Linked DNA regions of Mus musculus: regions 1 and 3 are each linked to region 2. Evidence: chromatin contacts called from ENCODE Hi-C or POLR2A ChIA-PET data. All regions are on one chromosome and are shown on one strand. Each heading gives the region's core, a stretch centred on a gene start or an enhancer-like site at or near the end of the contact. The rest is flanking DNA. Distances are from core to core; before and after follow the strand shown. Region 1 has its middle 21 kb from the start of Tcf12. Region 2 has its middle 58 kb from the start of Tcf12. Region 3 holds the start of Tcf12 (transcription factor 12).

Region 1 (3,646 bases), core at 707-3,206, 37 kb before region 2:
AAGTGGAGATACACGAAGGAATTTGATATGAGGTACTTCTGGTGATACACTAAAGGTCCTAACAACAGGCCAGGTAAAATAAGGAAGAAGAAATAGTGCGTTGACAATGACAAACATTTTAGTGTGGGTGGCATAGATCGAGCTGGTATTATTGAGAAAGGAGTTATATAAATTTTACAAAGACAGCAAGATTAGTTTTTGACCTGTTGCAATCACGGAGAAGGTAGGATATGTTAGAATGGTGATGAACTAAAGTTGAGGTAAACAACCACAACAGCTAGGCATGGGGGCACACACCTTAATCCCGGTGCTCAGGAGGCAGGAGCAGGGGGGTCTCTGTGAGTTCAAGGCCAGCCTGATATGCAGAGTTTCAGACCAGCCAAGGCAATCCTAGTGTCTGATGGAGAAGGAGAGAGATTGGAAACTCAGAGCATAAAACTCTCCAAAAGTTTCACATTAAAAGCAGGGGTCGGGGTAGGGAGTACTCGTTGCTTTTGCAGAGGACCTAGGTTCAGCTTCCAGGACCTATATAGTGACTCAATCAACTATCTATAACTCGAGTTTGAGGGGCTTCAACACTCTCTTCTGACCTCTGCATGTACATATATACATTGCCTTCAGGCAAAATACTTTTTTTTTTTTTTTTGGTTTTTCGAGACAGGGTTTCTCTGTGTAGCCCTGGCTGTCCTGGAACTCACTCTGTAGACCAGGCTGGCCTAGAACTCAGAAATCTGCCAGCCTCTGCCTCCCAAGTGCTGGAATTAAAGGTGTGCACCACCACTGCCCGGCTCAGGCAAAACACTTATATACATAAAAATTTTCAAAATCTAAAAGCAACCTGAGGCCCTTAATACCATTGATCTCTATGGCCCTGAGCCTCTACCCTCATTTCCAACTGTAGGTGCTCAGAGCAGCGATCATGTCGGCCTCCTCACTACTTGCTAAGTGTTCACTCGACTTTTCCGGGCTTCAGAGCCTTTGGATTTGTCCTTCCTCAATCCGGGAAGTTACCTGTCTAGGTATGTTTTGCTTGTCTAATTTCTTTCATTCAGACCTGCTGTAAGCACACTTCCTCAGAAATCTCTCTCTAAATCAACTCGTCTAAGCTAACACTGCACATGTCTTCTACCTGTAGCCTCCTTTGCCCTGCAGTATTGTTTGTTTCATAGCACTTAACATCACACGACACTCAACGGTGTGTCTGTCTCATCGCCTGTAACAAAGTCCAAGAGCCCAGAGCGTTTGGGCTTATTCACTGTTATGTCCCTGGTAAGCAGAATAGAGCCTGGTACATGAGAAATTCCTCTATAAAAGCCTAGTGAGTTGTGTGAGATGTAGTAAAGGGAATTAAAAGAAAAAGAAAAAGAAAAAAAAAACCCATATACCACAAAAGAGCTGCAAAGTTAGTCATTTACAAGTTCTGGAACTTTCCTACCATTTCAGGAGGGGAGAAGCAGAAAACAATAAACCCTCTTTAAGGCTCCCACTTGTGATCCATCTTCTCAGGGGAAAGGGAACTTTGGGGGAGTCTGTCACCAAAGGAAAGACTTGAGGTACTTTCCTACTGTGTTCCCTGTGACATTCGTGAAGGAGAGGAATTCTCCACTTGCATACTGGATGAAAGAAAGGCTCTTCTTCCACCTCAGCTGCACATCAGAGCTTGGAGGGAAACCCTGGGGGATGCTGACAGACTTCAGCTTTCCCAAACGTTTCTTTGGGCGGGTGTCATCAGCCAGGTGTGCTCCACAGACTAGGTGGAGCCTGGGAAAGGCGTGAGGACGTCGCACTCGGGGGCCCCTGGGGCAAGCGTGCTTGCCCTTCCCCGCGGCCGCCGGCTTTCCGCCGCAGCCTGCCCCGGCCAGGTCGCCGGGGCGCGGGAGAGCCCAGCGGCGTCTGCACCCTTCCCTCCCCCGCCGCGCCCTCCTCCGCCCACGCGCTGCAGCCTCAGCTGCGGCTTTCCGCCGTTCCCGGCAGCGCTGAGCCCGGAATCCAATTACTTTTCCCTGAGGAGCTTCGTACACCCGCCAGGCCCCAGAGGGAGGAGCGGGGGGTCGAGCGGCCGCCCACTTCCCGCCGCCCGAGGCCGAGGCCGGGCTGCTCGGGCGGGGCGAGCGCGGTCTCGGAGGGGCGCGCGGAGCAGCAGCCGTCGGGACTATTTGTCCTTCCGCGTGCGGCCCAGCTGGGCCCCGGCGCGAGGCTCCAGGCGCTGTGGCCCGGGCGCCAGCGTCCCCAAGGATGAGTGGCAGGAGATTAGCCCCGGGGCTTCCCCGCGCGGGCGCGGCTCGAGGCCCGCGCGCACGCGCACTCCGGGGTCCGAGCACGGAGGTCGCCTTGTGTCCAGTGGCCTTTTCCTGGGCGCAGCGCTCCTGGGCCCCAGGATTCAGCTCTGTAAAGTGAAAGTGAAGTGGAGCAAGATGGCCAAGGGTAGGAGGTTTGCACGTGCTCTCCACCACACTTGTACATCCCGAGACTGTACAGGGACGCTACAGGGGTGAATCTATGAAGAGGAAGGAAAAGAGGACTTCCTTCCTGGTTCTTCAGGGGCTGGGTGGAGAACCCATTGATCCCCTTGAGGGTTCTTGCTCACTTGGTTTAAGCTGTAGACAGAAAGCCTAATAGAGCCTATTCTAGCTACAGCCTAGGGCGGAGGTCCTCAACTTCCTCCTGCATACCCTGTCAGATTATGAGTCCACGACTGACAAACACATTTGAAAAAGAAAATGCCTTATTTTCTCCTTTTGATTCTGTTTCTCTTGAGACTGTGGCTGACCCTTAGGCCCTTGATGTTCTTGAATATGATTGACACACGTGATTAGGCTAGTGAGAGAGAAGCAGAGAAATTGCTATCAAAACAATTATATGCAGAGACATCAGAACAAAAGCCCAAGAGCCCCGAGGACTAAAAGACCATCCTGGCTCTGCCATAGATGCCCTCTGGGATGGTGGCCAAGTCAGATCATCTCTTTGTGTCTTGCTTCTTGGCAAGTTAAATAAAACTATCCTGCTACTCTCCCTGTCTCAAGGAGTGTTATAAAAATAAACTAAAAGAACCAACTGAAAATATAGAAGGTTTAGTTTTTAGGGGGTGTGGGAAAATGATACCGTTGAAAGGCACTAAAGGGAAAATTCTATGAGAGAAAGCCACTTGACCATCTGCCTATCGTCTCATCTTCTCCGTTCAATCTAATGTACACATAGAAACTATAGGTAGAGTTATCTAGTAAGTACTGTGTGGTTTTTATAAGAATTATAATAAAGGAGGGAATAAGGGGAGGGGGATTTCAGAGGGAGACCAGGAAGAGGGATAACATTTGAAATGTAAATAAAGAAAATATCTAATAATAAAATATATATATAATCTAGTCAACGCTAATTGTACTCTCAGACCCTCTCCCATGCCTATGTCCTAGCCATTTCCACATGCTCTGACTACAATATTTCTGCTTCAGTGCTACGGAGCACCATTAGGTACAAAACAGTGCTGTGGGTGGGCTCCCCACTTGAGGCTAAGCTGTGACAGAGGTTTTCAGACATGTTTGCCTATGTAACCTATGATAGGCAAGGCTCCAGAAACCTGTGTACTGGCTAAGTGAAGAACCTTCTGGAACAGACGAGGTCCCAGGGAAGAGAAAGCCAACTACCCTGA
Region 2 (3,703 bases), core at 389-2,888:
AAGTTATTCTCTGACCTCCACCCACAAGTTGTGACATGTGTGGGTCCAGATTCATACAAAAACACCACCAAATACACACACAAGGGCAAAGAAGGAAAAAAATAGAGAGAGAAGTTCACATGACTCTCCCTCACCCTTGACCCTTTTCCTGGCTTGCTGATGGCCTGAGGATATCAGTGACTTTCTCAGTGTGGGACCCTGGGTCCAAGGAGAAAGAGCAGCTCTTATTCACAAGCAATGGGATCTGTCTTCCTCTGAAAGGCAACACAAGCGCTGGCCGTTGTTTCCTAGATCCAGACTCACCCCAGTCAGGCAGGTGGCTGCACAGGGGGCTTTTCTGAAAACAGAGTAAGATCAGACACATCTTACTGCTATGAGCATCTAAAGATTTCAACCGAGACAAAAAAAAAAATAAAGACAGACACACTGAAAACCAGGAAAAGACACATACACACATACACACACACACATACACACACACACACACACAAAACCTTCAGGAACTTAGAAAGCCACATGTATCATACAGACAGAGGACATTAGGTAGCTTGTTAGAAATGAGCAAGCTTGGGGCTGGTGAGATGGCTCAGTGGGTAAGAGCACCTGACTGTTCTTCCAAAGGTCCGGAGTTCAAATCCCAGCAACCACATGGTGGCTCACAACCATCCGTAACGAGATCTGACGCCCTCTTCTGGTGTGTCTAAAGACAGCTACAGTGTACTTACATATAATAAATAAATAAATCTTAAAAAAAAAAGGTTTAAAAAAAAAAAAGAAATGAGCAAGCTTGAAGCTCATTGAGGGTGGACCCTTCTGTCAGCATTAGACTCCATGTCTTGGTACGACACAAATTTTAAGGAAGAGGGACATTCCAAAGCTGCTCCTCCCTAGAACTGAAATATCATGGTTGATGGGCTCTAGCCCCTTTGCAAATGGCAGCAGAGGTTGAGAGCGCCCTTCTATGAAGACAGCAGGCGCCTCCCTTGCCCAGGCAAGCACAAGACCTCTTGCGATAAGGAGAAAATCCTGTTTTACAACCTCAGGGGTACAGCCTGAAGCCAGAAGGTGAAAATAACCAGGGTACATCTGAGGATAGGAAGTAGCGACCCACAGTGAGATGTTGAGCTGTGTGCTTATGGAATCTAGAAGCCCATCCCTTGTAGTTGGGGTAGACCCTCTCTGCTAAGCCGGCTCACCACCCAGAAAAGTATAATATAACCTGTTTGTTTGTTTTTTTTCCTCCTCTGTCTCCCTCTTTTGTACACTGCCTAAAATCTTAATCCTCTGTCCTTATCTCTGTCCCCCCTCCCCCCTTTCTCTCTCTGTTTGTGTCTGTCTCTCTTTCTCTCTTCCCCGCCTCCCCACTCCCACCCCCAACCCCATGCAGCTGCTACCAGACTCCTTGAAGCCCCTGCTTACTTTCCCCCTGCTTAGAAAGGACAACTCTCTCTTCGCATCTAGCCACGCTCCCTTTGTGCAGCAGCCTGAGACCTCCAGCCTGCCTGACCCACCCGTCACATGATGTCTTGCTCTCAAACTCCAATAAAAGTGTCCTCAAGTTTCCTTCTGAGTCTGTTTTAAATTATTTTATTTATGAGACTAGGGACCTGCACAGGGGACAGTGTTCTCCTGTGATAATAGGACACACGCAAGCAAAGATCTGAGGCGAGTCCGCACACTGCTGGCTGACCTCCAGGCAGGATGCAAACAGGAAGTAATATCTAAGGCGGGGTTGTAAACAGCCGGACTAGGCACAGAGGAAGCACCGCAGCACCTAGCTCGACTGCAAGGCCGAAAAGAAATATTTTATCCTCTCTTCCCCCTTCCTGTCTTTTTCCTCATTGAATCTTTTCTTTTTCCCTCACATCGACCAAAATCCTTTAAGCAGGAAAACATCCTACAATAACGAAGTTTACAGATAAGCAAACAAACCTGAGAGTTAATTCCTAGAAAACTGTCCCAATAGAAGTGCTTTATGCTGAAACAAAGGGATGCCACATACGGAGTACGAGTACCAGGAGGGGCTCAAAGTACAGCTGGAAGGGAAGGTACAAACCGCCATGCACACAGCCCTAGTCCAATCCCCCTCCGGTGGGGGTGGGGGTGGGGGTGGGGGTGGGGGGCTACGGGTACTCATGGCGGTATACACCTTTAATCCCAGCACTTGGGAGGCTGAAGAAGGAGAATTGTGTGTTTGAAGTCAACCTGAGATACATTGCAAGCTTAAGGCTCGTGTATGCTACATTCTAAGTCCCTGTAGTCTTGTTTTATATTCTGTGTCAGGACATTTTTCTATCTCAAACTTCTCTTCAATAAGATTTTTAAGACTGATGCTCTGTGTAACGTTTCCCTGTGTCTTGTTTTTTTTTTTTTTTTTTTTTTTGACATGTTCATATTCCTTGAAATATTTTGAGTAGTATTTCTGGAAATTGAATTTTTTTATTCTTTAATTATTTTAGTATACAATATAATGGCATTTTATCCTGACATTTTCATATACAGCAATGCATCTTGATCACAGTTACATTTACTCCCCAGCCCCTCCTGCCTTCCATGCTGTGATCCTCATCCTCTCGGCCCCCTGTGCTTTCACGTCTTAAAAATATATGGGGCAAGTGCGTGCGTGCGTGCGTGCGTGTGTGTGTGTGTGTGTGTGTGCCTGTATGCATGAGTTTGTGGTGTGTGTGTCTGTGTGTGTGCCTATATACATGAGTTTGTGTGTGTGTGTGTGTGTGTGTGTGTGCATGTGTGTGTGTGCATGCATGTGTAGTCAAATCTAACCTCCACGTATGAGAAACAAGCAGCATCCCTTTTGTGCCTTCAGAATCCTTCACAGAAAGCCCTGGTCTATGCAACTATTTCTCCTGTTTTCCCCTAGAAGTTTCGGGGTCTGGGGTCAGTTCCCTGAATTGCCCCTTCTTATCCTACCTACCTTTTACCCATAACCTCTACTGTAGACTTCACACATGAAAGAAAACATGCTTATTTTGTTTAACATAATGATTGCCAATTCCACACATTTTCCCGCAGCTCACACAGTTTTTATTCTTCTTACAGCTGAGGAAAGCCCTCTGCTGTTTGTTTATCACATTCTCCTTACCCAAGCATACGTTAGTAGGTTTCTGGGTTTCTGGGCTGCTTCCATATCTTCACTATTGCAAACAGTGCAGCAATAAATGTGGATAGATGACTCCACAGCTAAGAACACTGGCTGCTCTTGCAGAGGACAGATTCCCAGCACCCATGTGGTGGCTCACAACCATCTGTAGACCCCAGGGGTTCTGACTCCTCTTTTGGCCTCCAGAGGCCAAAATGCATATATGTGGTATGCATCTATAAAGGCAGAACAGCCATATACATACAATAAAACAAAATGAACACTTGAACATCACATCTTAGCTTCCTTCAGTCTTCTGGATACCCAGAGTGATACAAACCGAGTATGTGCTAGCTTGTTTTTGTTTTTAAGGAGCTCCCATCTGAAATCTGTAGTTAGGGTCCCTATTTCCCTCATCTTCTTTTTCCCCCAGATGGGGGGGGGGGTCTCTGAGTAGCCCTGGCTCTCCTGGAACTTTCTATGTAGATCAGGCTGGCCTTGAACTCACAAAGATCCACCTGCCTATGCCTCCTGAATTGCTGGGATTAAAGGCATGCATCACCATGCCCATCCCCAATTTTGTTTTCTCTAGGAGATCTACTCAGA
Region 3 (3,319 bases), core at 136-2,635, 58 kb before region 2:
GTCTAAAATCTCTAATAATTATCAGAAGGGAGTGACTCAACCAGAGCTCATGATTACATTGTTCTTCTTTTAACTAGTTAAATCAAATGACCCCTCTGGCATTAAAGTTTGAAATCTGCAAGTCTAGACATTACATCAAAGTTCAGGTGTCCAACTTGGGGGAGCTGGACTCCAGCCCTGAGAACTAGCGCTGAAAAGCAGATGGAGTTGCCCGCTGCCATGTCGCTTTCCCCCCTTTTCTCTCTTGCTCCCGATCTCGGGAAACCTCAGCAGAACCCCAAGATGCGGAGGAAAGCTCTCATACCGCACTGAAGTCCAGCAGGTCGCTCAGCTCCTTGTCGGTCCCTATCGCGGCCATGCGCTGCTGCTGGGGATTCATCTTCAGCCACTTCTAGCAGGTCCTAAGGCAGAGAAGACAGGCTGAGCCGCGGACACCCGGACGCTCGACGTGAGAAGGAGAGAGAGGGAGAGAGAGAGAGAGAGAGAGAGAGAGAGAGAGAGAGAGAGAGAGAGAGAGAGAGAGAGAGAGGCAGCGCTCGGGGTGGGGGGCGCCGAGCGACACGCCAGATCCCCACGCATACCCGAAGGACAGTGACGGAAGCCGCTCCGACACGGGAGCCCACGCGTGGCTCCGTGGCTCCCGCAAGTTTCCAAGGTGGCTCGGCTTCGGGGTGCCCCCGGGGAGGAGTACGGAGCGAGCCCGCGCCCAGCGAGGGAGCGAGAAAGCGGCGGCGACCCGGAGACCAAGTGACTCACTCGCTCAGCAACAATAGAGCTGACAAGTTGCGGGGAGCGCGCCGCTCGCAGGCCCGCGTCTGCGGCCCGGACGTCCCCAGCGGGGGTCCCCGGCTTGGTTGAGAGCGCCCCACGCGCGTCCGCGCCCCGCAAACTCCCGCCCGGCCTCCACCTCCCACTTGGGCCGCCCTGCCCCGGACTCGCGGAACAATGAGGCGGGCTCGGCGGCTCCCCGGCCCCGAGCGCCGAGCCCCGAGCGCCGCGCAGGCCGAGCGCCGCTGCCCGGGCCTGGACCCCGCAGCTCGCGCCTCCGCCCCGCCGCGCGCCGCAACTTGGACGCGGCCCCGGGCTCCGCGCCGTACAAAGGGACCTGAGTTCCGCACGTCCCGCCCGCCGCCCGCGGTTACCTGCCGCCCGGGCTCCGCATCCAACCTTCCCGATTAAAGTTCACTTTGGCCGGGAGCGCGGGCTCAGGCTTTCCCCCTCCCCACGCGCCGCCGGCGGCTGCGTTGCCTCGGGCCCCCGCGAGTGCTTGAGTCGGCGCGACTCGGGCGGCTCTCGGGCTTAGCCGCCCGTGGCTCCCCGGGCGGGCTGGCTGTCCCCCCGATAGAACTTGTGGGTCTCCTCAGGCGGACATTTTTTTTTTTTTCCGCTGAGGCGGCCTCAGCACCGAGCTCCGCTCGCCTCCGGATCCCTCCGCGCCTCAAGCGCGTCGGCTTAACCCCTCGCTGCCCGGCGCGCTCCCGCCTCCCGCGCCGAGGAAGTGGGACCGCGGAGGGGGCGGGGAGGCACGGGGCGGGGCGGAGCGGCGGACGGACAAAGCCCACGGCGGGCGGCGGCCGTCTCCTCAAGCTCACTGCGCCCCGAAGTGCCGCGACGGGGACGCAGCTGGGCAGCATCTGGATCTGCCACCCGCAGCCATTCCGGAGCTCAGCCACGCCGGACGCGGGAGGCGAGGCCGGCTGTGGAGCCGCAGCTGTGGTGGGCGGACTCTGTGGGAAAAGCGCAAAGCCCCTCACGCCGCGCTCATCAGCTTGCTCACCTGAGCGTGCCGTCCCACCTGAGCCCCGCGCTGCAACACCAAGTTCTGGGAAAGGATTGCGCCTGGCCTTTGCTGTAACCAGAGAGACAGCCCCAGGAAGTTAAGTCTTGATGAGCAAGTTCCGAACTTGGCCTGAAGAAGCCCCAAAGAAAAAGGGGAAAAATTCGGCCTTGGAAGTTAAGGTTTACTTGAGGGGAAGCTAAGGTGATTGTGTTGAGGTCTGCGAGCACAGAGAAGACCAGCCAGGCCCAAGCAGAAGAAACACTCGAGACAAGCATCCAAAGAAACGAATTGAAGACAGTGGCCAACTCTTGAGTATCCTGACTGTAAGAAGGAGCCGTTGGCCTCAGAAGTTCATATAAAGAAGATAGTTAAATGTGCCATTGCTGTACTTACTGCAACCAGAGCTGTCCAACCAGAGAAGCAAATTAAGGTTTATATGTGGGACCTCCGTATAGACCATTCCAGAACTAATGGTAGCCTACTCACCCCCAAAGCCAGTCCCACTTAGGTACATACATGCTTTGGCAACTTGTGGAGTGTGTCTCCATCCTAAACAAAGTAGCATGATTTCACCTAAAAAATGATAACGATCCCGTTTCCAACTAAGACTAGCGGATGGTTAACCCACATACAAATAGGCAATTTGCTGAAGTCTTTGAGAACATTTTTGCAAATGCTATAAAAAAAAAAAATGAATGTCATCTTCCAAACTCAAGATCTAGCCAGAGTAAATCAAACAGACAAGAAGAAAGTCTTCGCAAGGAGAGATCTGATCTTTGATGATGTTTCCAATATAAATCAAACAGTTCTGAGCCAAGTCTAGCATCATTGATTAAATGAACAGGGTTTGGTTATCCGTAATTTGGTGTATACAAAAGTGAGGCAAAAAGCAGTCACAGAACAACCAGGAAATTTGATTAGGTAACTGGTAAAGCCATATTTCTGTGGTACAATCTCTAGGGAAGATGCTGAGGTTTGGTCTTCTGCTATGCATTGTAATACTAACTACTGGCCTGGTTGCCCCCAGGGATGAGAGAATCTGCACTTAGGTAACCTTGTCCCCAAGTTATCCCTGATTGGTGAATAAAGATACCCACTGCCTATGAGCAGAAGAGAGATAGGCAGAGTTTTGGTTCTTGGGCTTGGGGTTCCCAGTCAGGAACCAGGAGGAGAGGGTAGTAGGTAGAGAGAAGAGAGCACACCATGGGGTAGGTGAATCATGAAAACATGGCCATGAGAGCTGGCCACTTGGAGTTAAGGACAGCCAGATGAAATGTGGCAAGTTACAACTCGGGGTTATTGATAGGGAAGTAGACATAATAGCTTAGAAGGTAGATATCTGACCAGATCTAGTACATTAAAGGGTCATTATAAATATAAAAGTTGTGTGTCTTTTGTCTGAGAATTGAATGATCAAAAGCAGAGTAGAAACCCCTGATTGAGATAAATAATTACTACAAGAAGAAGGGGTGGCATGAAACCATGCGAGATGTATGCTGTTTCCAAGGCAAAGGAGAGGCAGCTTATACTGCTCACACA

What was found. A loop is a pair of places that touch in the nucleus more often than their neighbours do. ChIA-PET counts read pairs that join two places held with the same protein, here RNA polymerase II (POLR2A).
Region 1: a map of heart shows a loop between it and region 2 (2.8-fold over the local background). The contact joins two enhancer-like sites. A Hi-C loop is called at or near these places in 7 of 37 maps with a recorded cell type or tissue (adrenal gland, gastrocnemius, heart and 1 more). POLR2A ChIA-PET finds 5 or more read pairs at or near these places in 2 of 5 experiments (Patski and embryonic stem cell).
Region 3: a loop to region 2 is called in a map of heart, with 2.6 times the contacts of the local background. The contact joins the promoter of Tcf12 here to the enhancer-like site in region 2. A Hi-C loop is called at or near these places in 1 of 37 maps with a recorded cell type or tissue (heart). POLR2A ChIA-PET finds 5 or more read pairs at or near these places in 4 of 5 experiments (Patski and embryonic stem cell).

What each region holds. Positions count from the first base shown.
Region 1 is chr9:72,131,120-72,134,765 of GRCm38, forward strand. No RefSeq gene overlaps it. Among named protein-coding and RNA genes, the nearest start is that of Tcf12, 21 kb to the left of the region's middle. Within about 2 kb of position 1,957, at least 1 of the 3 ENCODE cell types and tissues checked has a DNase peak (open chromatin) inside an H3K27ac peak, as active enhancers do; it is heart, where a contact is called at or near this core.
Region 2 is chr9:72,168,378-72,172,080 of GRCm38, forward strand. No RefSeq gene overlaps it. Among named protein-coding and RNA genes, the nearest start is that of Tcf12, 58 kb to the left of the region's middle. Within about 2 kb of position 1,639, at least 1 of the 3 ENCODE cell types and tissues checked has a DNase peak (open chromatin) inside an H3K27ac peak, as active enhancers do; it is heart, where a contact is called at or near this core.
Region 3 is chr9:72,110,434-72,113,752 of GRCm38, forward strand. Tcf12 (transcription factor 12) reads right to left here and starts at 1,386. Exons shown (of 21, transcript NM_011544.3): 1 at 1,143-1,386; 2 at 305-401. The coding sequence starts at 379.